Regions from separate parts of the Homo sapiens genome. Here regions 1 and 2 are each linked to region 3. Evidence: chromatin loops called from intact Hi-C (ENCODE). Cell type or tissue: heart left ventricle. All regions are shown on one strand. Region 1 has its middle 14 kb from the start of MON2. Region 2 overlaps MON2 (MON2 regulator of endosome-to-Golgi trafficking). Region 3 has its middle 82 kb from the start of AVPR1A.

Region 1 (8,000 bases), 620 kb after region 3:
TCATCTTAAGGTTTGTGCTTTCTGGTAGTCTTCTCTAACTTTCAACTTTTCTCAAGTTGTTTAAGTTGAAAAGCCATGAGCCATGAGTTTGCATTATATAGATTTAATTTTACCAGCCTGTTCATGGATTTCAAAGAGAGAGGCACTTTACCAGTTTATATGATGTTTTTGAATAGCCTCTCTCAGTACCACACCAAACCCATTAACAAAGCTGGTACCTAATCAGACACCATGCAGTCAATCAGGAATAGGCCCAAATGAACCTTCCCAATGTTTTTTAAGCAGTGACTATAATCAGAGACTGATTTGTCTCTTTATTATCTGCACCCTTGAAACTTTGACCAGTCTATTTTAGATAGCAAGGCCATAGGGTAGGAATCTTTACTTTACTTAGCTTCATGATAGGTGATGGGTGTACTTTGATTTAATTATAAGTCTTCATTGACTCGGGCCCATTTAGCCTTAGATAAGGAGGCATCTCCAGGACCCACAACAAGTTTGAATGGTTGGTAAATCTCTGGAAGCCCTAGATAATATGCCCCTAAACCTAATTTGTGTAGAAAACGTCTCTGTTTTCTTATGGGTCAGGGAAGTCCTCTGTTATAGAGGACAGATAGAGACCAATGGTTTAAAATGACTTATTGAGGAGGGGCAATTGAGATCCTTCAACTTTCCTTCCTTGAGGCCTTGAGGTCTGAGTACCAAGAGAGTAGGGCCAACTTCTCAAGTAACTACAGGAAACTGGGGGCCAGAAAAGTAGTTATAGGTCTGGGGAGAAGTGGGTAGACAAGGAGGTCCAGGCCGTAGCAGAGAGAGAGACAGGAAGGGGTTGGAGAAGCAGATTGATAAGAAGAGGGAAAGGAGAAAGGAGTGAGTGTTTCTGAGGTTAGAGTAGATGAAGGAGTAATAATTGAGGAGGACAAATGATCCTTGAGAGATTGAATAGCTTTAGATAAAGAATATTGAGAATGTTCATGACTTGATTAAGGTTAGACTGAGGCTAAGTGTGGTGGCTCACACCTGTAATCCTAGCACTTTGGGAGGCTGAGGTGGAAGGAATGCTTGAGCCAGGAGTTTGAGACCCACCTGGGCAATATGGCAAGACCCTGTCTCTACAAAAAATACAAAAAGATTAGCCAGGCATGGTGGCACACACCTGTAGTCACAGCTACTTGGGAGGCTGAGCTGGGAGGATTGCTTGAATTCAGGAATTCAGGACTACAGTGAGCTGTGATGGCACCACTGCACTCCAGCTTGGATAACAGGGCGAGACCCTATCTGATATGGTTTGGCCATGTCTCCACCCAAATCTCATCTTGAATTGTACTCCCATAATTCCCACATGTTGTGGGAGGGACCTACTGGGAGATAATTGAATCATGGGAGTGGTTTCCCCCATACTGTTCTCGTGCTAGTGAATAAGTCTCACCAGATCTGATAGTTTTGTCAGGGGTTTCTGCTTTTGTCTTCCTCATTCTCTCTTTGCCTGCCGCCATCCATGTAAGACATGACTTGCTTCTCCTTGCCTTCCACCATGATTGTGACACCTCCTCAACCAAGAGGAACTGTAAGTCCATTAAACCTCTTTCTTTTGTAAATTGCCCAGTCTTGGGTATGTCTTTATCAGCAGTTTGAAAATTGATTAATACACCATCTTAACAAAAAATAAAAAAATAAAAAATGTTAGACTGAGAAAGACATTTGTCAGCTTCTCCATATCAAGAGAAATTAGAGACTTTGAATCCCCAGGATACAAGGGCTTCCCATAGATGAATCAACTTTGGGGAAAGAGGCCACTGTGGCTTCAAATTATTCTTTATAAAATTTTGCCAGCTGGGTGTCGTGGCTCATGCCTGTAATCCCAGCACTTTGGGAGCCCAAGGTGGGTGGATCGCCTGTGGTCGGGAGTTTGAGACCAGCCTGGCCAGCATGGTGAAACCCCATCTCTACTAAAAATACAAAAATTAGCTGGGTATGGTGGCAGGCACCTGTAATCCCAGCTACTCAGGAAGCTGAGGCAGGAGAATTGCTTGAACCCGGGAGGCAGAGGTTGCAGTGAGCCGAGATCACGCCATTGCACTCCAGCCTGGGCAACAGAGCGAGACTCCATCTCAAAAAAAAAAAAAAATTGTTGCCATTTTTTGGAGATATTGGACCGAATTAGTGCCATAGTACTGCTGGAGCATATAGTCTGGAAGGGAAAAAGTGGACAAGCACCTGATGGAGTGAGAATTATTATTATTTGAGACAGAGTCTCACTCTGTCACCCAGGCTGGAGTGCAGAGGCATGATCTTGGTTCACCGCAAGCTCCACCTCCTGGGTTCAAGCGATTCTCATCCTTCAGTCTTCCGAGTAGCTGGAACTACAGGCATGCACCACCACACCCTGCTAATTTTTTGGATTTTTTTGTAGAGATGGGATTTTGCCATGTTGGCCAGGCTGGTCTCCAACTCCTGACCTCAAGCAATCCGCCAGCCTTGGCCTCCCAAAGTGCTGGGATTACAGGCATGAGCCACCATGCCTGGCCCTTCCTGGCTCTTTTCTGTTGAATGGGAATCCTCCTGGATCTTTTGTGAGGTCTGTTTTGTTTACCTGAATACTAAACTAATCCCATTAATAATTCTCGCTCCAAATCGGGCGGGTGTGTGGATCACCTGAGGTCAGGAGTTTGAGAGCAGCCTGGCCAAAATGGTGAAATCCTGTCTCTACTAAAACTACAAAAATTAGCTGAACATGGTGCCGGGCACCTGTAATCCCAGCTATTGGGGAGGCTGAGGCAGGGAGAATGGCTTGAACCCAGGAGGCAGAGACTGCAGTGAGCCTAGATTGCGCCACTGCACTCCAGCCTGGGTGACAGAGTGAGAATGTGTCTCAAAAAAAAAAGGCAGGAAGAATTCCACTCAATAGAAAGTTTCAGGGATTAAATTCTCACTCAAAAAGGGTCAAGACTTCCATCCAAGAAAATTCCCATTCAAACAGAAAAGAACCAGTAAGAGTCTCTCTCAATAGAAAGAGTCATAGATTAAATTTCCACTCAAAAAGAGCCAAGATGCTGTTATGGAAAATAGTATGACAGTTCCTTAAAATATTAACAATATATAATATAAATATTTAACAATATTTATTTTGTTTAACAATTAAAATAATTTTTTAAAAAAACTTGCCAAGATGACCTTCATCCAGGAAGATTATTATTTTTTTTTTTTTTTGGAGACAGAGTTTCAATCTTGTTGCCCAGGCTGGAGTACAATGGTGTGATCTTGGCTCATTGCAACCTCTGCCCCTTGAGTTCAAGAGATTCTCCTGCCTCAGCCTCCCAAGTAGCTGGGATTACAGGCGCCCGCCACCATGCCCATCTAATTTTTTTGTATTTTTAGTAGAGATGGGGTTTCACCATGTTGGCCAGGCTGGTCTCAAACCCCAGACCTCAGGTGATCCACCCCCCTCGGCCTCCCAAAGTGCTGGGATTACAGGTGTGAGCCACCATGCCCAGCCATCCAGGAAGATTCTTGCTGAAATAGAAAAAAAAAAAAAAAAAAAAGAAAGAGGAAGATTCCCCATTCAATAGAATCAAAGTAATTCCTTACTATGTTAGACAACTTTCTAAGTCACCAGATTAGGAGTTACTGTGCTTTATGGGCTCAATCGTGTTTCCAAAATTTATGTGTTGATTTCCTAACCCCTAGTGCCTCTAAATGTGAGAGTAGTTGGAGATACAGCCTTTAAAGAAGTAATTAAAGGAAAATGAGGTCATCTGGGTGGGCCCTAATCTGATATGACCGATGTCTTTATAAGAAGAGATTAGGAAAATGACACAGATTAGGAAACTGACAGAGATGACATGTGAGGACACAGCAAGAAGGCAGCTATCTGCCTTCTTGAATTTCATTCCTACAGGTTGTGTATGCTCCATTTGACAGGATAGAGCCCTCAGAAGAAACCAACCATGGTGATACCTAGATCTTGGACTTCCCAGCCTCCAGAATTGTGAGAAAATAAATTTCCATTGTTTAAGCCATCTAGTCTGTGGTATTTTGCTATGGCAGCCATAACAAACCAATGTACCATGGATCTTGATTTCCCCAGCCAAGAAGGAGGGCACAAAAGATCTGAGAAGACAGCATGAATATGAATACCCGGGTAAAGACAGTAGGTTCTGAGGAACAAACAGCACTTGAGCAAGTCATGACACTATAAAACTATCAAATAAACAAATCTTGACAACTAAGGAGAGTTTTTTTTCATAGTGACTACAGCAATATGAAAATTATGTTCAGAGAATGCTCTGAACATAAGATCTAGAAGCATCTCAAAATCAAATAGGAAAAGGCTTTTCTTTTATAGGGAAAGGTAAGCAGGGATGGCAGGAACCTCACTGAGGGTGGCTAGAGTGGGCTGGCAGGAACTTCACTGAGGGTGGCTACAGTGGGCTGTCTCAGTGCTCAGTTGCCTGAAGCAGCACTGTGCTTTAGACGATGGAGAATATCTCTTTAGAGCCCCATGGCTGAGCTCAAGCTCAACTACATAAAGCTTCATTTTCTTCTTTGTTTTCTCTTGTGAGTGGTGGGGTTCCACCTTATGGTACTGAATATACTACCAACAGAGGAATCAAATTCTACCCATATTAATGAAACATCAGGACATCATTAAGGTAAGTGATCCTTAGGACCAGCTCATAGTAGAGATTCACTCTTTTGTCTCCTGTCCACTTCCCACTTTTCTAACTCAATTGTGCTGGCCCAGAGGGACATCTTAGAACAGAACTCTCGGGAAAGGAAAGATTATTATCTAAGATAACAGATTAGATGGGAAAGATACTAGAGTAGAGGTTACTATTTCAATCCAGACTTGCAGACTATCCATCTGGGTGTGGCAGAGGACTTTTAGAATAAAATCTCAAACACAATAATTTAGTACTTTAGTTAGGCTATGGATTATAATATTTAGGGATTCAGGACCCCCACAGGAAAAGAGATTTCCTTAACATTTGTTCACCAGTCCCCTTCCCATATCAGGTATCTCTAGGCCAAACCATTTATTTGTGTAAGGGCTGATATGCAGAGCAATGTTGTAGTCTAAATTTTGTCCTCAGGGAACATCATCCTATCAAATGGAGCATACATAACCTGTAGGAATGAAATTCAGTGCCTTTTCAACAGAGGAAAAATCAACTGAGGCTCCCCTCTGGAAAAACATGTTTCATGTTATTCAACATGATAACATGTGCTTTAAACAAAAATGAAAAAGTACTTTATCCACTTTAAAAATTAATACCATACTAAGTACAAACAATATATTATTCATGGATGAAGTTCTTAAGGATGCCTTGAAAAGGGAGATTGACAATTGTGTCCCATGCTCTCCTCCTTGTTTAGTTTCCCAGCATCAATGCAGAAAAAAAGATGTAGGAAAAGGGTGCATTGATAGGTAAGGCCTGCTCTCCTAACATTCTGCTCCAATGATGAACCATAATCTTACCAATACCTGAAAGCCCATGCCACCTGCACAGTCTTTGAGCATGTCAGGTGTTAGATTAAGTATTCCATCAGAGAGCAGATCCCAGAGGGGAAGATCACAGGAAAGTCATCCAAGCCTGGGTCATTTCTCACATTCCTGCTCTGCCCATTTCTCTTTTTTCCTGTTCATTCTTCTGAGCATGGTGCGCAACTTCAGGGTCTCAGAGCAGTCTAGGATGTGTAACAGAGGGGACCACATAGTGAAAGAATGCTTAAGAAAGCCATGGGGCGAGGTTGAAATGTCCACTGTAAAGTCGGGGTTGTGAAGAAATGTATTGAGATAATATGCATCAGATGCCTCTACCCCTGCAAGACCTCCCAGGCCTTCCTACTCCCATTCTACTTCATGACCTTGTTGTGTGTCTTAATATCTGCTAAGGCAACTCCTCCCCATGTGGTTCTTCTTTTACAGCTGAAAAAGATAAATAAGGATCTCTGTTCTTCTGTATAACTTTTGACTGTTGAATTTCTATTTAAAAAAGCTACAGCTGAAATTTTGATTGGGATTGCATGAAACTTATGGATTAACTTGGGGAGAATATCTATCTATCTAGATATATAGACATATAGATATTATCCCATTTAAGAGAATAAAATATCTTTCCATTTATTCAAATACTTCCCTATGACTTTTTTTTGGAGACAGGGTCTTGCTCTGTTGACTTTTTCTTTTGGAGACAGGGTCTTGCTCTTTTGCCCAGGCTGGAGTGCAGTGGTGCAATCACCACACACTATAGCTTCAGCTTCCTGGGCTCAAGCCATTCTCCTATCTCAGCCTCCAAAGTAGCTAGGACCACAGACATGCCATGACAACCGCCTAATTTGTTGTTGTTGCTGTTATTATTGTTGATGTTGTTGTCGAGATGAGGTCTCACTACATTGCCCAGGCTGGTTATGACTTTGAATAGATTTAAAATATTTTTTCATCGATAATTTCATAGATAATTTTTTCATAATTTCTGTTTTAAGTTACATTCTTAGATACTTTTGCTTGTTCTATTATATTTTCCATTGATTATTGCTCATATGGATGATTTGTATGAATTCATCTGGTATCTGGCAATCTTTCTGGATACTCGTATTCATCAAATAGCTTGCTTACTGATTCTGAGTTTCCTACATAGATTACATCATCTAGAAATAATGAGAGCTTTATCTTTTTTTTCAATTCTTACATCTCCTTTCTTCTTCTTTTCTTATACAACTTACCAGCTCCTTCAAAACCACTGAAAACTGTATGGCTGTATATGAGCAACCTGTGTTTTCCTGAGCTTAAAGTGAATGCATCTCAATTTTTTTCCATTAAGTATTATGTTTGCTCTGTTTTTGGTATTACACCTTTGTCAAGATGAGGGAGTTTCCTTCTAGTCTGTTTCTTTGTTAAAAGTGCTTTTTTTAAAAAAAAATTAGCATATGCGTATATGTGGGAATTATTTTATTTCATTTTATTTTGAGACAAGGTTTTGCTGTGTTGCCCCAGCTGGAGTGCAATGGCGTGATCTTGGCTCACTGCAACCTCCTCCTCCCAGGCTCAAGCAATTCTCCTGCCTCAGTCTCCTGAGTAGCTGGGACTATAGGTGTACACCACTGTGCCCAGCTAATTTTTGTATTTTTTGTAGTGATGGGGTTTCGCCATGTTGCCCAGGCTGGTCTCGAACTCCTGAGCTCAGGCAATCCGCTTGCCTTGGCCTCCCCAAGTGCTGGGGTTACAGGCATGAGCCATGGGGCCAAGCCCGTGGTAATTATTTTAAGAATCTAGTGAGTTTATCATGTAATTTTTTCTTTTAGAATATTAGGGAGAAGTTATATTGCTAGACTTTTCTGGTATGGACTATGTTTGCAGTCTTAGGATAAACTTGATTATAATGATTTTTTTTTTTTTGAGGAGTCTCACTCTGTCGCCCAGGCTGCAGTGCAGTGGCTCGATCTCGGCTCACTGCAACCTCCACCTTCTGGGTTCAAGCGAGTCTCCTGTCTCAGCCTCCTGAGTAGCTGGGATTACAGGCATGTGCTACCATGCCCAGTTAGTTTTGTATTTTTAGTAGAGACAGGGTTTTACCATGTTGGCCAGGCTGGTCTTGAACTCCTGACCTCGAGTGATCCACCCGCCTCGGCCTCCCAAAGTGCTGGGATTACAGGTGTGAGCCACCACGCCCAGCCAAATAATTTTTTTATTACACTTTTGGATTTAAGTCCCTTAATATAGGCATTTCCTGCTTAATCTCTGTAATCAGTTTTTGAAAATCAGATGTCATGAATGAAGTCACCAACCAGGAAAAGTTTTGATGCATTTCATATCAAGCCAAACCCCAAATCAATTTCCTAAACCATACGAAACCCATTTTAAAAATCCATAAAAATGAACAAACAGTACTGTAAGAATATAAAGTGCAGCCCGGCACAGTGGCTCACACCTGTAATCACAGCATTTTGGGAGGCCGAGGCAGGCGAATCACCTGAGGTCAGGAGTTCAAGACCAGCCT
Region 2 (8,000 bases), 470 kb after region 3:
CTTGTTTTATACTTTCATTACATAACAAAAAAAGGAATTTTAATGCAAATTATTTTCTTTGAGAGGTAGAGAGATAGTCTGGCATTGATATGGACAGGCAGTTTCAAAACAGCTTCACCAAATTAAAAAAAAATGCTCATAAGATTAAGATAATCTAATCTACATCAGGATTTTTACTTGACCTAGCATTTTTACTTAAAGTTCCAAATCTTTCTTTCTAAACTATTGAGAGACACTTCGTGTCTTCTGTTTATTATTTTTTCATTTTATATATTAATGGTTTTAATAAAGCTCTCAAGAACATTTCCCCTTTACTCTATAATTTTTTTTTTCCCAAAGTGATCATCCTAAACATGTGACTCACTACTCGTAAAGTCTTTAAACAGAGTAAGTGATGTGGGGTGTCAATAATGTTTCAGACTTAACGGGGATGAGAAAGCAAACACAAAGTATATTCAAGAAAAAAATGAATCACTGGTCAGATCCAAAGGTAAATTATCAAAGTGGTTATGATTTTAAGTTATAAAGAAACACTAGTGTTGCTGGAACATAATTAAAAACCTGGAATCATGCTTAATGTTAGCTGTAAAACAAATAAACAATCTGTACAATCACAGTTATAACTATATAGCTTTCATGAAAAATCTATCCTAGACTACAAAGAAAATTTGGGTTTGAGGCCAATACAATTTCATGATTATAATACATAACTGATACATCTCAACAACATAAAAATTGTAAGGAGAAAGAGTAACAACAGTGGTATTACTTTCAAGAATTGTGTTGGGAACTAAAAAATAATTTCACAAAATTAGATAAATATATCCAGTCTGACATAAACACCATATGGTAGCTGCCTTAAGAGACAGGAGTTGTATGTTACGTGTTAAATTATGACACAGAGGTAGTAGTAAGAGATGGAAAGCAAATGAAATTTGCACAGTTGGGTCTGAAGCCTAATATTTTCTTTTTCTAGATAAAAATAAAATTGCAATATAGGTATGGAGTATTTTTCTCCATCTAGTAAACATCATAGAAGGAAGCAGTTGTTAATATATTGCAATGATTTTCCAAATAACGGCATGGTTTAGCAGATCTTCCCTGGCTGCACTGTTTATTGAATTTTAGTTTAAAATAAAACTTAGTGTAACTACATTCGCAGCAACTGAAAATGGTCTGAAAATTTAATTTTTTCATACTTGAGGGGATAGAATCAATACCATAGTACAATTAGGAAGGTTTCAATTGACCTCTGGGTGACCTCTGGGTGAACCAATCACACAGACACCAAATACACTCCAGAAAGACTCAGATATGAGAACTATAAGATTCCGGGTCTTCCATCAAAGACTGCTTTGCAACAGAAAAATGAAAATAGTTGAAATACATGGGCAATATGCTGCCTCAAATTATTCTTGTAAGTAGGCAGTGTCAATATAAATCAATATTAAGATGGGATAAATCTAAAAGTTTAAACGTCTGCCTCAAAAAAACAAATATCTCCCCCACCCCCCAAAATCATAAAAAACCAAAACCCTAATTAAAAATATTTTTTTGAACTAGAGATAGGATCTTGCTATGTTGTCTAGGCTAGTCTCAAACTCCTGGCCTCAAGTGATACTCCCACCTTGGCTTCCCAAAGTGCTGGGATTACAGGTGTGGGCCACCACGCCAGCCAAAACCCTCATTTAAACAGGTTTTAAATACTTTACTTTGAGAAAAGATATATAATCTCTCTACCCACATAACAGAAAAGACATGATTATTCCAAATTTAGGTGCTGAATCCATCATATTTATAGCAATCCCATTTTGTGAGCATCTTGGCTGCTGAATCCCGTGTATTCATAAAGACAGTAGGAGTTATAGTCACAATTTTTTTTTATTTTTAGTTTTTTATGGCACTTCCAGTTTTTGGAACATATTACTTTAACTTGTTCAGCTATTTCAAAATGGCAGGGGAACTTTACCTTGGCAAAAACGCAACAGTGGCCAAAGTGCAAAGTATTTCTACTTTCCACTTTGTAGTGGTAGAACCATGAGCAGTGGTTCTACCACTAACAGCTCCACTTCTTATGAACAAGGAATAGGCACAATTAGAGAAAGAGCTGAAAGAGAAGAGGCAGAGAATGAAAGAGGAATTAAAAGAGAAAAATCAGGGGAAAGTATAAGAAAGATGGTAACGTAAACATAAAATTTAACAAGGATAAAAACATAAAAGAGAGAAGGGGAGGGAAGAAAGTGATGTCCAAGAAAAAGGAAGAAAAATGGTCAAAGATCTCTCTTACAATATAGTAATAAATTTATCAAACAACTTGAATTACCCTGTCATTAAAATCAACTCCACACTCAAATTATGCATTTTTTCCTCTAAAGAATTAGTAACTCATTGATCATCATCTCTGTTTAGAAATAAGGAAACCGCTTTGAAAAGTCAACATGCCTAGAGTTAAATAAGAAGTAGCATCTCTGTCCATCATTGCCTCAGAATTAGTCGAGATGACCAAGAATATTCATATAGAACTTGCCACATGTTCTTTTAAATAGCCAACACTGTTAGAGCATTAGAAAGTATTGGATTTGTAAGACATTTAACTTCCTCTGAAATGGTCTGTATATAAATCAAGATACAAAGATATCATCTCTCTTTCTGAATCTATAAACACTTTTCATTCAAATGAAAGCACTATTCTACTTTCCAGAGATACAAAAACTTTAATTCAAGTGATCATGAAGTATTAAAGACTTTTCCCACTTTATATAAATTGGTAAAATACTATGTGGCATGAACTCCCATTCTTCTCATGAATGACAATTTTTTTAAAATAAAAATTCCCTCTAATAATGTAGATAAATACAACCCAGGAACACTAAGCATAGTAAAATGTGATGCTTTATACAAGATTAGCTTATCTGCCAAAATGCCAAACCTAAGTGGAAATCTAAGGAACATACCTGGCTGCTGGCAATGCTTTCAGAGATCATTTTTGTCTACATCTGTGGTAGTTTTCTCTGAAAAACTGTAATCCACAATATTCTGAGCCTGTACACTAACCCATTCCAAGGGTGGCACAGTTAGGGACTCCTGTAAGTGTTCTGCCTTGGCTAGACAGACTTCACCTACAGCAGTCTCTTGAAAACTTGGTTGCCCATCTGAATTATTCTGTATTTGGGGAGAAAATATTAGTCATTTTAAAATAACTACACTGCCCTTCATTGACACAAATGTAATAATGACCACCTCATTAATAAAGAATATACTTTTGAGTTGTTTTCTAACACTGTTCCATAACTTATGCTAATTCATCCTTAACTGTTTCTCAACTGATCCTTTGGCCCAATGGTTACCTGGGACTAGTGGTACCAAATTGTGACAATAAAACAAAATGCTCTTTAAAATTATACTGAGAAAGGACAAATAATCTAGTTGTTACTGGCCTGCTGTAGAAATAATTTAATTGAATATTATTCTCCAGAATAAAATATCTACACTAAATTGTTCATCTCTTTCTTCTGATGATACATACAAATTTAAGGAATATAGCAAGAGTTGAATCGATAACCATATAATGGAAAAAACAAGAAACAAGAAAGATGTTAGCTGTTAAGTGAATAAAATTAAAAATGAAAGCAAGTGAAAAGTGGTTCTAAGCTAGACTTTTTTATGCCTTTTGTTTGTTTTGGAACCTAAAAGGCTCCTAATAAATGTTACAAATGTATACAATAAAATTAACAAAACCTTAACACTAGTTATAAAGAAATACTAAAGACATTACAAAATGATGTATTTTTTTCTCCCTTGGCAGTGGTGGTAGCATAGGAAACTAAGAAGTAATCTATGCAAGTTAACAATTAGTTTATTTCCTTTATAATGGACAAAATGGCCAGAAAAAGACTTTATTAATCATACAATTGGTGGCATATGTCTGTTGTCCAGCAATATGAATAAAACAGGCACTGGCAGTGACAGCAAGTGACGATGTGAGGCTTAAAACTCATGGTATTGGCTGGGCGCAGTGGCTCAGGCCTGTAATGTCAGCACTTTGGGAGGCCAAGGCGGGCAGATCACCTGAGGTCAGGAGTTCAAGACTAGAATGGCCAAAATGGTGAAACCCCATCTCTACTAAAAATATTAAAAAAATTAGCCTGGCATGGTGGCATGTCTGTAATCCCAGCTACTTGGAAGTCTGAAGCAGGAAACTGCTTGAACCCGGGAAGCAGAGGTTGCAGTGAGCCAAGATCGTGCCACTGCATTCCAGCCTGGGTGACAGAGCGAGACTCCGTCTCAAATGAAAAAAAAAAAAAAAACTCATAGTATTTCTAGTAAGTATGACAAAGGACATTTTTACTACTGCTTAAAGGGCTGGTTATAGACTCAATTGTGCCATAAAATGATCTTATCTTTGAGAGCTTCCTTTTTGAATCTCCTGGCATCGAATACTTTCACACACCCCAGTTCTTCTAGTCACTGGAGAACCCAATTCATACTAACAAGACAAGGGCAATGTGTTCCATGCCAGCAATCAATTACTGTAGTGACTCTTGGAGGGTGACAGGAAATATTCTGGAGGAAAATCCTGTCCAATTATACTACCAAGGGGGCCACCCACTTGCTTCACACTAAGACTGGCATTTATTACCTTATTATATGATATTAACACATTCACTATGTTTATGTTTTGAACTGTAGGGCATGGTCCTGATAAAGCAAGCTTTGGTTCATATAAATGTATATTGCATACACTTGACTCATATTTAACTATTTAATTATCCTAATTGCAACTGATCTTTTATTTCTCAAGAACAGACCATTTTCCTTTGAATAAATGCATAGCAATATTTTTAACATGTTACTGAATCGGTACACTACCCTTGGGTTATTCTGTTTCAATGCTTTATCAGTGATTATGTGGATTTTTCTAATCCTCAATTTAACACACCCAAATATAGAAAATAAGTACATAGCTTGATTTTTTACAACTTTAAGGAAAATGCTGAAAGCAGAACTTATGAAATGCCATATTTTACCTTAATTTTAGGTGAAATAATAAAATAGAAATTCAGTAATTCATGTAAATAAAAAATATCCCCTCAAAGACCTTACTACATTTTACAGATAATGCAAATTAAATAATTATACAATTATAATAGCCTCAAAACTGTATCTCAATCATGACTCAATTATAATATCTTTTTGCAGTTTTATGATTATTCTGGAGAAGCTGAAATTTATAAATTCTATTAAGATCAAAGACCTTCCAATACACTAAAATAATACTGAGACCATCATGATTTCTTATGAATAATCATTGTTTTAAACATCTTTGTGTCTTCACATAAATTATGAAAATTTAACTCAGAAGAAAAATACTGTAATCCATAATCCATTAAATAAAAAATACAGTGAGCTAGGTCAAAGTCAGTATTTTAAGAAATAATTAAGGTATTGTACTCAAGAGCACTTTTCTTTTTCACTAGGCTAGGAAAGTGAAACATAATTAGCATTTTACTCCGTGACAGCAAGTTCACTGCACTTCTAAATGCTTGACTATCTCCAAAAATACACTTTTCATTGTTTTATAATACACACATATTTTATACTTGTGAGTTAACATAGGTATTTTTCTTGAGAAGACATTACAAAATGAAGCACTGATATGAACAAAACCTCACAGGCAAGATTTTAGAAAATCTGAAATCATCTTGCCTGGGTCATAATTCAAAGACAGTGACAAATGTTGTTAGGGGAAACAAAATCAGTAGAAATATAAAATATGAAAAGTCTTTAAAATCCAGACAGCCAATATAAAAAACAGACAGACTTCAGTGAAAGCTTGGAGAGCTGTTTAAAGAAATGAGGTATGATGAAGTCATAGTGCTACAATATGTATCAATGTATTAAGAACCTATATTTCAAAGCTCCAAAATCAGCAAATCATAAACTATTTGCTGCTGTGTTCACATGACCTTACTGGTCAGATGTTTAATGGTCACTAATAATACATTTAAAATAAGCATGAAGCTAACTGCATGATCATATGGTGAGCTTATCCGCCACATATGAAGGCAAATTATAAGTAAAAATGTAAGCAAACAATTTTGTATTAATAATAAATAGAGCTTTAAGCATTTAACATTATCAATACTTTTAAAATTTAAATAAATGCACTATTTTATACAGAACTGTACCATTTATTATACACACAAGTATATCAGTTCCCTTTGTTAACAAAGGCTGGTTATAGATAATATGGAATGTTACAGTACCATCTTGCATAAAATTCTAGTACGATTTTGTACTTGAAAAAGGGTGCAAAAACACCAGACTAATAAATCTGACTGAATTGAAATATCTCTTCTTTCTTTTTAAAAAGTACATCATTAACACATACACCACAAACTGTACATAAGCTCACTTTAAATCACCAACTGGAGATATGGTAGCATGTATACTGTAGTGTTAATTATCCCTCCCATCAGTTTAATTTATTAAAGCCTTACACTGCTGTTCATTCAGGAGCCTTTGTTGATGTGCAAGCCTGTAATATGAATTACTGAACTCAGGTAAGTAGAATTTAAAGGAGGCCAACAACAGCTGCCAAGAATTATCTGCAGTAAGAAATGTCCTTCTCACAGAAGACTCAATTAGGAGCAAACATTTTTTAGACTATCTTCCTGCTTTCAAATATATTGTAGCCGGTCAAGATTCTCCATTTTGAACTCTGGATGCTGGTGGCTGCATGAAATCCTTAAAAGGAACTAGTGCCTCTTTAAGTGCAGAACAGACTTCTGAAGAAGAACAGGTGATGCATTCTACTAAAGTTGGGTATAAGGCAATTACTTGTGCCCAGGTATTTCCATCAACTGTAATGCAAAAGTATAAAACCTCAAAAGGGTGGAATTAAATAGAGATTATTCAATTAACATGAACACAATCCTTTAAACTGCATGTAAAGAAAAAACTCTGAAACATGAAGATTCTACAAGCTTGTATCTTTTTATCTTTTTAATTTTTCAAAGATTTCCTGCTATATTTAATAAGGTATGGGAAAAAATATATGCTCAGTGTGCAGTCATCAGTAACAATAAATTTGATAAAGTACATTTTAAATGGTATTTCAATTTGTGAAGGCTCTGAAAGCTAACAAAGCAATTCAGAACAATCCAAACCTTTGTCATTTTTAATATAATTGCGAGAGGATGTAGTGTACATTTCAAGAATTAGAAAATAACTTTTTCAGTTGTCTGCTAAAAGTAGAAATCTTTTGAAATACAAAATATGTTTAATGATTTTCCCAGTAATATCCTTGATATTCCTTTTAATTACAAACTGTCACAAACAGATCCATTCTTGTCTTGTACTGTTTGCTAATCTTTAATGTATATCATTAGATGTAGACTTGAGTGGGGAGGAACCATGTCTGGCTTCTTCACCACTATCATGAACAAATAGTACAGCTAAATGCTATTGCTACTGAAAGGACAAAAGTGTTATATCCCAATTAGTTATATTTTCCTATAAGTATTGTGCATAATGTTGGGCACCCAATATGCAAGATTTTTTTTAGACTTTTAGGTATTTTTAAAATTTTGTGAAACAAGTCTCAAATCTAAGAGGCATTATAGTATTAAAGAAAAATAAATACTATGTGTAGAGAGCTTTGATTCTGTTTTTCACTACAATTTACTGGGTGTCAATTGCCTAAAATTCTTTCTGAAATAAGGCAATGATGGGTGTCCCTGGTCAAGTCATTTAATTGCTCTTTATCTTACTTCTTCCACTGTAAAATAAAGAAATGTGTTTCTCAAACTAGTGTTCCTCAATTTACTTCTTAGGAAAAAGCTCATGATAAAGTAGTTTGGCAGATGTTTCATATCTCTCACCTTTTGGAGACTAATTCTTCATATCAATTTATTAAGGGCTTGTAGTAAAAGAACAAATTTAACTTTAACCCAGTGTTCCCTTAATTATGGATTTTTTTTCCATCCAATACCTACTGA
Region 3 (8,000 bases):
TTATGATAAGACATTTGAAATAACTAAAGAATTGATATTGAAGTAGTGAGTTAAATCAATTAAAATTGTCAAAATTGTATGTACACGTGTAATTGGAAGGGAAGGTAATAATTAAGAAACTGATTTTCAAATATAATCAATTAACTATTGATGGTTATTGATGATGAATTATCAAATTCTGAAATCATTTAGTAAAGTTTATTGTAAAGTCACTTCAAAGGTTTTCTTAGTGGACTCTGGATTTTAATAGCAGATGCTAAATAGAAACCCCACCTCGTTGCAGTTTCATTGAAATTTGTATTAAGCATTTGCTAGAGATCTTAGACAACTAACTACTACAGTCTCCAGTCCTAAATTCAAACACCATGTATCAGCAAAAGACATTGCTTTTTGCCAAGAGCCATTATAAAATACTTGCACAAAGCAAACAGTAGAAACAACACAGTTTTGGAAATGTTATAAGCAAAATTGACCAAACAGAACACATATGAGTCTAAAAACAGGAAGCTTATCAGAGTTGTTCTCATAGAAGAAAATAACGTACTAATACATCACTATTTAAACTACAGTAGCTAAAGTAACACTCTTTAAGCAATGAGAACAAGTACAAATGCGGGTACTTTAAAAATGACATAAGAGCTCAGGTGAGCCAGAATTGTCTCTAAGCGTTAATCAGATCATGTCATTCCCCTTGTTAAAGCCCTCCAACATGTCCCTCTACACTTAGAACAAAACTCAAACACTTTAGGATGAACTTCAAAGCTCAACATGTTGTATTCCTTGTCAAACCCTTGACTTTCCTCCCTGCCCCTTGCCTACTGAGACAGTATCCTTTCTGTTCTGGAATATGGCAAGCTCATTCCTACTTTATAGTTTTGCACCAAGTGCTCTGTTTGCCTGGAATGCCCTTCCAGTAAATCTTCACATGGCTGGCTCTTTCTCGTTGATCAGAAATTTTATCAAATATCACCCTCTCAAAAGCGACCTCCATGAATACCCAATCTTAAGGAACCCCTCCAAACCTCTGCTCTTTAATTTCACATCAACCTATAAAGCAGCTATAGCTGTATTTATAATATAAACTCCATGAGATTACAGGACTTTTCAGTTGTATTCACCTAGGGCCTAGAATACCTGGGTACCTGGCTCTTAACAGATATTCAATCAACATGTGTTGCATATATGAATGACTAAGTCAAGCAATGCATAGCCCAGTCTGTTCTTGAACTCAATAGTTCCAGCAGTGCCTCCTGGCTTCCATTTCCTCAGACTTTCCAATAATTTTTAAGTACCTTATATCCTGTCTTAATCTCTTTCTGTAAATACCTAAGCTGATTACTGTTACAGCAGGTATTTACCTGCTGTAAATACCTAGGCTGATTACTGTTGCCTGCACTAAACACAGGGTTTACCAGAAGCAGTTGCAAGGACTAGACTCTCAAGGATAGAAATGTGGAATTAGTTGTCAGATCTCATTGGATTGGAAGACAGGGATTGTCTGGATACCATGAAAAATGAGACATCTGTAGTCCATAAGTTTGCAAGATGGTTGCTTAAATTATATCACCTGTGGTTCCTTAGGATGAAGTGCCTATTGCCAGCATGGCTTTACCAGATTATCTAGCAATTAAAGTGGAAATGGGGAATACAACAACCATCCTAAAGAGCTTAGAAAGAAGACAACAAGCTAAGGTTTTTCATTTTCATTTTAAAACATGGTCAGAAAACCAGAGATCTCCTCCTTTGACTGGTCTCAACAAATCTTTTATAACCATAGGGCTGTGTACCCAAAAATCAATCAGCATATGATCCTGAAGGGTACAGAATTAGAATTTCAGTTTAACTTGGAGGCTCATTAGGCTCTTTCCGTGAAATATAAAGAGATTGATTGGGAAAACTAAAGCTGAAGAACTGGAATAGGATCGCTGGCTGGATTTAGATGACTCTGAGCACTTGGAACTCCCCAAACTTCCTAAGTCTCCTTTAGCAGTTGCATTAGTTATTTACTGATGCACAACAAATTACCCCAAAACTCTGTGGCTTGAAACAACAAGCACTCATTATCTCGTGGTTTCTGAGGGTTGGGAATCTGGGCCCAGCATAGCTGGGTGCTTCTGACTCAGGGTCTCTTGCAAGGTGGCCATCAAGCTGTAGCTGGGGCTATAGTCATCTCAAGTTTCAGCTGGTGAAGGATTCACTTCCCAACTCACAAGGCTATTGGCAGGCCTTGGGTCTTCACCGTCTGTTAATCAGATATAATCAGTTTCTTGCTACATGGATCTCTCCCAAAGGAAACTCACAACATGGCAGCTGGCTTCCCCTAGAACAAGGGAGCGAAAGAGCCAGAGAGGATGTCCAAGACAGAAGTCACAATCTCTTTTTAACCTAATCTCAGAAATGACATTCCATCACTTTTTCCATATTTTATTTATTATAAGTGAGTCACTAGGCCCAGCCCACACACAAGGAGAGGGTGTAAATACCAGGAGGTGGGGATTACTGGGGGCTTCCTCAAAAGCAGCTTGGCATGGCAACAGAAGTGGTCTCTCCTCTCTTTGCTGTGGTTACTCCTGCCTCGCTTGAAGACATTGTAAGAACCTCATGTGACTTTGCTAAGTTAAATTAGGGAGGCTAAGGCAGAGAAGACAAAATTAGGGGAAAGGCGTGGAGGTGAGGTCATGAGATCCCTTGAGATCTAATCTTAAAAGGCCTTCAAGATCAACTTGTTAGTACTGGACCCTGGTTTCAAAGCAGTATGAGTCTATTTTTTTTGAAAATATGATATAAATCCAGTTTTAAGTATGTACTTATTTATATGAAACAAATTTTTTTATAAAATAATGTCAAGTTTATTATTGCTATTTCCCTTCTAGTAAATTGACAGAACAGTGACAGACATAGTACAAGCTTCTTGTGTACCAAAATGACGACTGCAGTTTAGGCTAACAGTAGTGTCCCCTAGGACATCTGAACAACTTCCCAGCTATATTTAGCCATGCAAAAGCAATGTCATCTTCTTAACTACTATTCAAGTGTCTTTGGCCATGGATGTATTTTTTAAGCTAATTCTACCAGAAAAATATAATATTGGCTGGGGATAGTTCATTTCTCTCCTTATCTGTATTCAATGGAACTATGCTTAAATTATAACACATGTGATTTGGGGTAAAAATTAGGAGGAATATGCTGATGAAATAAGGTATAAAACATAGGGAAATGCTACAAATCAGCTTCTGTAATCATTTCTTCTGTAAAGTTTTAGGAACATGATGGATGGCTTGTTACAATTGACCTAAGCCAATCTAACCACTTCACCATAGTCAGTTTCTCTTTGGTGACTCTGGACGCCTCCAAATATTAGAAGTAGGTGAGAGCTATTATCTCCTCCCTTATATCTTTGCTACCAGGTACACTATAATGAAAGCAAGGCTTAGACTTAATTCTGCTCCATGTACAAACATTTATTGTCAGATTCTTACACCCTATTCACGTAAGAGCTAAGATGCCTGTACAATATTTCCAGCCAACTACATGTCTCAGAAGCTTTCAGATCGCCAAAGAAATACTGTTAAATATCACTATGCTAATTAACAAACTCTATTGCAGATTTAGATAGCAATATTTGAAATGCTGTAGTCAGCCATTTCTCTAGTGTGGATTTCTGGATAGTCTTTTAAATGCTAATTAACCACTTATGGAGTTGGGATTTCTGGTCAGAAATACTCTGACTTACACACTGAAGTGTTTTCAATAAATTACCATCGATTTAACAAAGCCTCAGCCTAAAATTAACTAAATAAATCCTGCTTGAGAAAAGAAAGTTTGACTAGTTGACATCCTGTGGTCTCCCTCTTCTTGTCTGGTGATTCTTGACTGCCTTACAACCTAGACTTGGGCAGTTTCCAGAAAGAGCTTTACATTGTCATCTTAAGAAGCCTGATAAAAGTAGCAATTTTAAGTCCGGCCATCAGAGGTCAGTAAACCCCAGCTTATTCAGTATTTTCCTTTTGAAAACTTTTTCTAAAACAAGAAGAGTTATAAATTAATTAACATGCATTATTAGGAGAGTTTTCCCTCAATCTTTAAAGAAGTAAAAGAATAACAATTCTCAAAAGAAACCTAATGTGCTCAGCTCATGAGTAGAAGACATCCCTCACTGCCCCCCATCTTACATAGAAATAGCTTAAAATTTAAGGTCTCCAAAAGCTCCAATAGAGTAAGCCTAGATTTGAAACAGGGAGCCAACCATCATCATTTCCATTTGCAGGAAAAAAGAAAAAAAACAAACTAAAGCTTTTAAAAGAATGTAGATTTCTAAGCTAAAATATAATTCCTGTTATTTGTATATGTTACATTAGGTTCTCAACTTTTAGTTATTTTAATTTCGCAGTGATCTGTGAGGTGTATAGGGAGGTGTTATTATCTTCATAGACTAGGAAAGCAACACACAACACTGTGTAACTAGCCTGAGTCTAGTTTCTGACCCATAGCTTTCAATATATTTACCTTCTCTAGACTAAACACATACTTATAATAAAGATACTTTATATCTTTATTATACCACACATGTGCTTATTTATGTCTTTTGGCCCAATGACAGTGACATTGTAACCTCCTTTGAGGCAGCAATCCAGTGTCTTCTCTATCCCTTCACCATGACTTGAGTACAGTTAATCAGAAAATTGAATTTGCTAACCAAATAACTAAATTGAATTTGTCTGGTTTTTTTAGCCTTCCTGTACACTCTGTAGAACACACACACACACACACACACACACACACACACACACACACACACACACACACGAGCACAATGGTGGGCATCCACTGCAACCTGGAGAAAGGCCTACTTGCATTTAAATGAAGCCTAAACAACATCAAAGAAACCCACCTATTATATTCTAGGCCACAGCCAGGCATTTTCATGGACTAGAATAGATCTTCAAACAAGTTGATTTTGTACTCCAGCAACAGAAACACACAAGCACTCATCCCTAATATACAGATACTTTTTATAAATTACAAATATGTATATGTGTTAATATTGACTGAAAATAGAAAATGGATATTATGAAACGAAGATGAAATTTAAATGTATTTAAATAATTATATATTTTATTTCCTTTATAATGGCACAGAAATATTTTTGATTGCTGCATTATAATATTTTGTGATTTCAGTATGATTGAACATTTATGTCCATGTTCATAATTTACTTATAAATAAGTAGGAACATTTTGAAACATACAAGAATAGAATTTTAAAAGAGCTAAAGATGTGATAAAAATATTTTATATAATTGTGTATCTTCTTTTAATGCCTCAAAAACACCTTTCTTGTTTTCCTATTATTTTTTCTTGGCTTACTGTAATTTAAAGGTCTAAATCTTTGTTGAATTTACTTGGATGCTCGGACTCTTGGTTTTAATGGGTATAATAGTTAGAAAAAGTAACTCCAGAGAAATATGTTATAATCTGTGCATTCCCCTATATTTCAAATAGTGTGTTTAATAATTTTAAATTTTTTAATATAAGATTAGATTGTCATTGTTTTGAATTTCATAATTTGGAGGAAAAAGTTCTAGTAAAAAAGTTCGAGTAAAAAAGTGTCAGCGCTACCATTTTCTCACAGATCAGCTATGCTTGCACTATTAGTATTATAGTTGCTTTGTAGGAATCCTTTTAAGCCACTGGTCCATTGAAAAAGATTGTTTTTGTTAAAGTAGATAAAATAATGCATACATCCACTGTACTGGGAACATGTCATCTGTCATGTGTCTCGACACACTACAAATGAAGGAAGAAAGGAGTAAGGCAGCTACTGTGAGCCCGCCTCCCTATGGGCTTCCACTGGGCTCTAAAAAAAAAAACCCTAAACCTCCACAATTAGTGGGTTAAATTTCATCAATAGGAGGCAGTCAGCCCAGGCTTGAAAGCAGAAGGGAGAAGGAACTCAGATCCTTGCTCCTCAGCAGTGAGGGCAGGTGTCCAGGTTCCCGCAGCTGGGAGGCTCTGCAGCAGCCTCCAGACGTTCCCCATCCAAGCAGGCTGGGGGGGTTTCCTGCAACTCGCTGAATCAGTGGCACACCTAAACACTAGTGTCAGGTTTTTTCCTGCAACTTGCTGAATCAGTGGCACAATTAAACACTAGTGTCAGCTTTCTCTGACCTTCGCTACTCCTGTCCCTTTTGTAAACACCTACCTGAAATCAAACCCCTCCTGCTTGAATCAACCCAGTAGTGTCTCTCTTCCTGACAGAATCATGACTCTATGTAAGGTTAAAGTCCCTTTTAAGGACCACCATGTTCATTCCTGCTTGACTTCCTCTCTGACCCAGATGTAAATATTGTCATCATTTTAGTGTCTGTCCTTTTAGATTGTATATATACATAAATAGACACAAATACAGATGGTATCTTATATTTTTTAGTATTTTTTCTAAAACACAATGGTATTACTGTGAGTGTTCTGTTTATCTATTGGTGCATAACAAACCACACAAAAACTTACTGCTGTAAAAAGCCTGACATTTCTTATGCTCACAATTCTGTGAGTCAAAAATTAGGGCAAGGCACAGTAGGAACAGTGTGGCTGCTCCACAATGTCTGGAACTTCAGCTGGGTGGTTCAAAAGGATAAGGATGGCTGCGATTGATTGACTGGGGCCATATGTCCAGGACCTTGGCTATCCTCTACATGGCATCTGCTGGGACCATAATGTCCAGGATGCAGCCTCACTCACATGCCTGTTGCCTGGGCTGGGGTGACATAAATGGCTGGAACAGCCAAGGTTGGCTGTCATCTCCTCTCCACATGACATTCTCAGGACAACAGAACTTCTTACAGAGCAGATGACTTCCCCCTAGAGCAAGAGTTGCAATAATGTGTTCCAAGAGACCCAGGTGGAACCTGCAAAGCTTCTTAAGACCCAGAATGACTTCTGCCACACTTTTCTGGTCCAGGAATTCATTGAAACAAGCCCAGATTCAAGGGAAGGATAGAAATAGATGTAACCTCTTGATGGGGGAAATGACAAGGGAAAGGATTAATGGTGCCACTCTGGAGACAAGTTATCACAATGAATACCATTCTGTAACTAGGTTTCACACTCAGCAATAAGTCTCGGTGATCTGCCAAGCTAGTCCATACAGATCTACCTCATTTCTTCTCATTCTTGTGTAATATTTACTAAGATTTTTCCACAATTTATTTGGACACTTTCTCCTTTATGGACGTATACATGGTTATCATTTTTCTGTTTTAAAATCATTCTTGACCATATTTATTTTTGTTTATGTTCCAGTATTTCTCAGGTTAATACTGAGAAGTAAAATTATATTTTTAGCATCAAAGAATAAGAGCATATTTAATTAAGAGCACTACCCAATTACCTTCTAAACTGGCTCATCCAGTTTGTATTACACCATGACTGTATAAGCACTAGTTTCCCTAGTAATCACTTGACACTACCAAACTTTTGAAATGCATGCCAATTTGATTGGTGAAAAATGATACCTTGGTTTTTTATTGATTTTTATTTCCCCTATATGGTGAATGCATATTCATCACTGGGTTCGTTCTTCTGAGTTGCATGTTCATGTCTTTTGCCCAGTTTTTCATTATCATTTTTTATGTTTCTATTTGTTTATAGAAACTATTTTCTACTCTGGATTCTAATCTTCTTATTGTTACTTATTCAGAGCAAGTTTTGATGGAAGCCAGCACCCTAGCTACCTGGTTGAAACGTAAATGAAGAGCGGGGCTCTGAGCTATGAGGTTTGGGTCTTCGAGTCACTGCACCTACTTCTCAATTTAGCCAAAGTTGTATTCTAGAGTAAATCAGGATCCCAAAGATTCCCCAGGCAAAATTATATCCATGAGGTTACAAATCATGCCTTTGACAGTGTTTTTCAAAATTTGGTTCTCAATCAATGCCTCAGAATCATGTGGATTCTTGTGAAAAATATAGATATCTGGGCAATGCCCCAGGTCTACCACATCA

The links. Peaks named below come from ENCODE experiments on the same cell type or tissue, not always from the same donor. Only the 100,000 strongest peaks of a DNase experiment are listed, where the experiment ranks them.
Region 1: a loop joins it to region 3, with 8 times the contacts of the local background. A loop is called at or near these places in 2 of 110 quality-filtered maps.
Region 2: it touches region 3 in a loop (4-fold over the local background); 21 of 110 quality-filtered maps call a loop at or near these places.

What each region holds. Positions count from the first base shown.
Region 1 is chr12:62,449,129-62,457,128 of GRCh38, reverse strand. No RefSeq gene overlaps it. Among named protein-coding and RNA genes, the nearest start is that of MON2, 14 kb to the left of the region's middle. In heart left ventricle, no CTCF peak of the experiment used is centred here; no DNase peak of the experiment used is centred here.
Region 2 is chr12:62,591,449-62,599,448 of GRCh38, reverse strand. It overlaps MON2 (MON2 regulator of endosome-to-Golgi trafficking), which reads right to left. Exons shown (of 35, transcript NM_015026.3): 35 at 1-6,863. The coding sequence ends at 6,700. Among named protein-coding and RNA genes, the nearest start is that of MIRLET7IHG, 7.3 kb to the left of the region's middle. In heart left ventricle, no CTCF peak of the experiment used is centred here; no DNase peak of the experiment used is centred here.
Region 3 is chr12:63,065,019-63,073,018 of GRCh38, reverse strand. No RefSeq gene overlaps it. Among named protein-coding and RNA genes, the nearest start is that of AVPR1A, 82 kb to the left of the region's middle. In heart left ventricle, a CTCF peak has its summit at 3,956 (motif pointing right); no DNase peak of the experiment used is centred here; H3K27ac peaks cover 1,470 bases.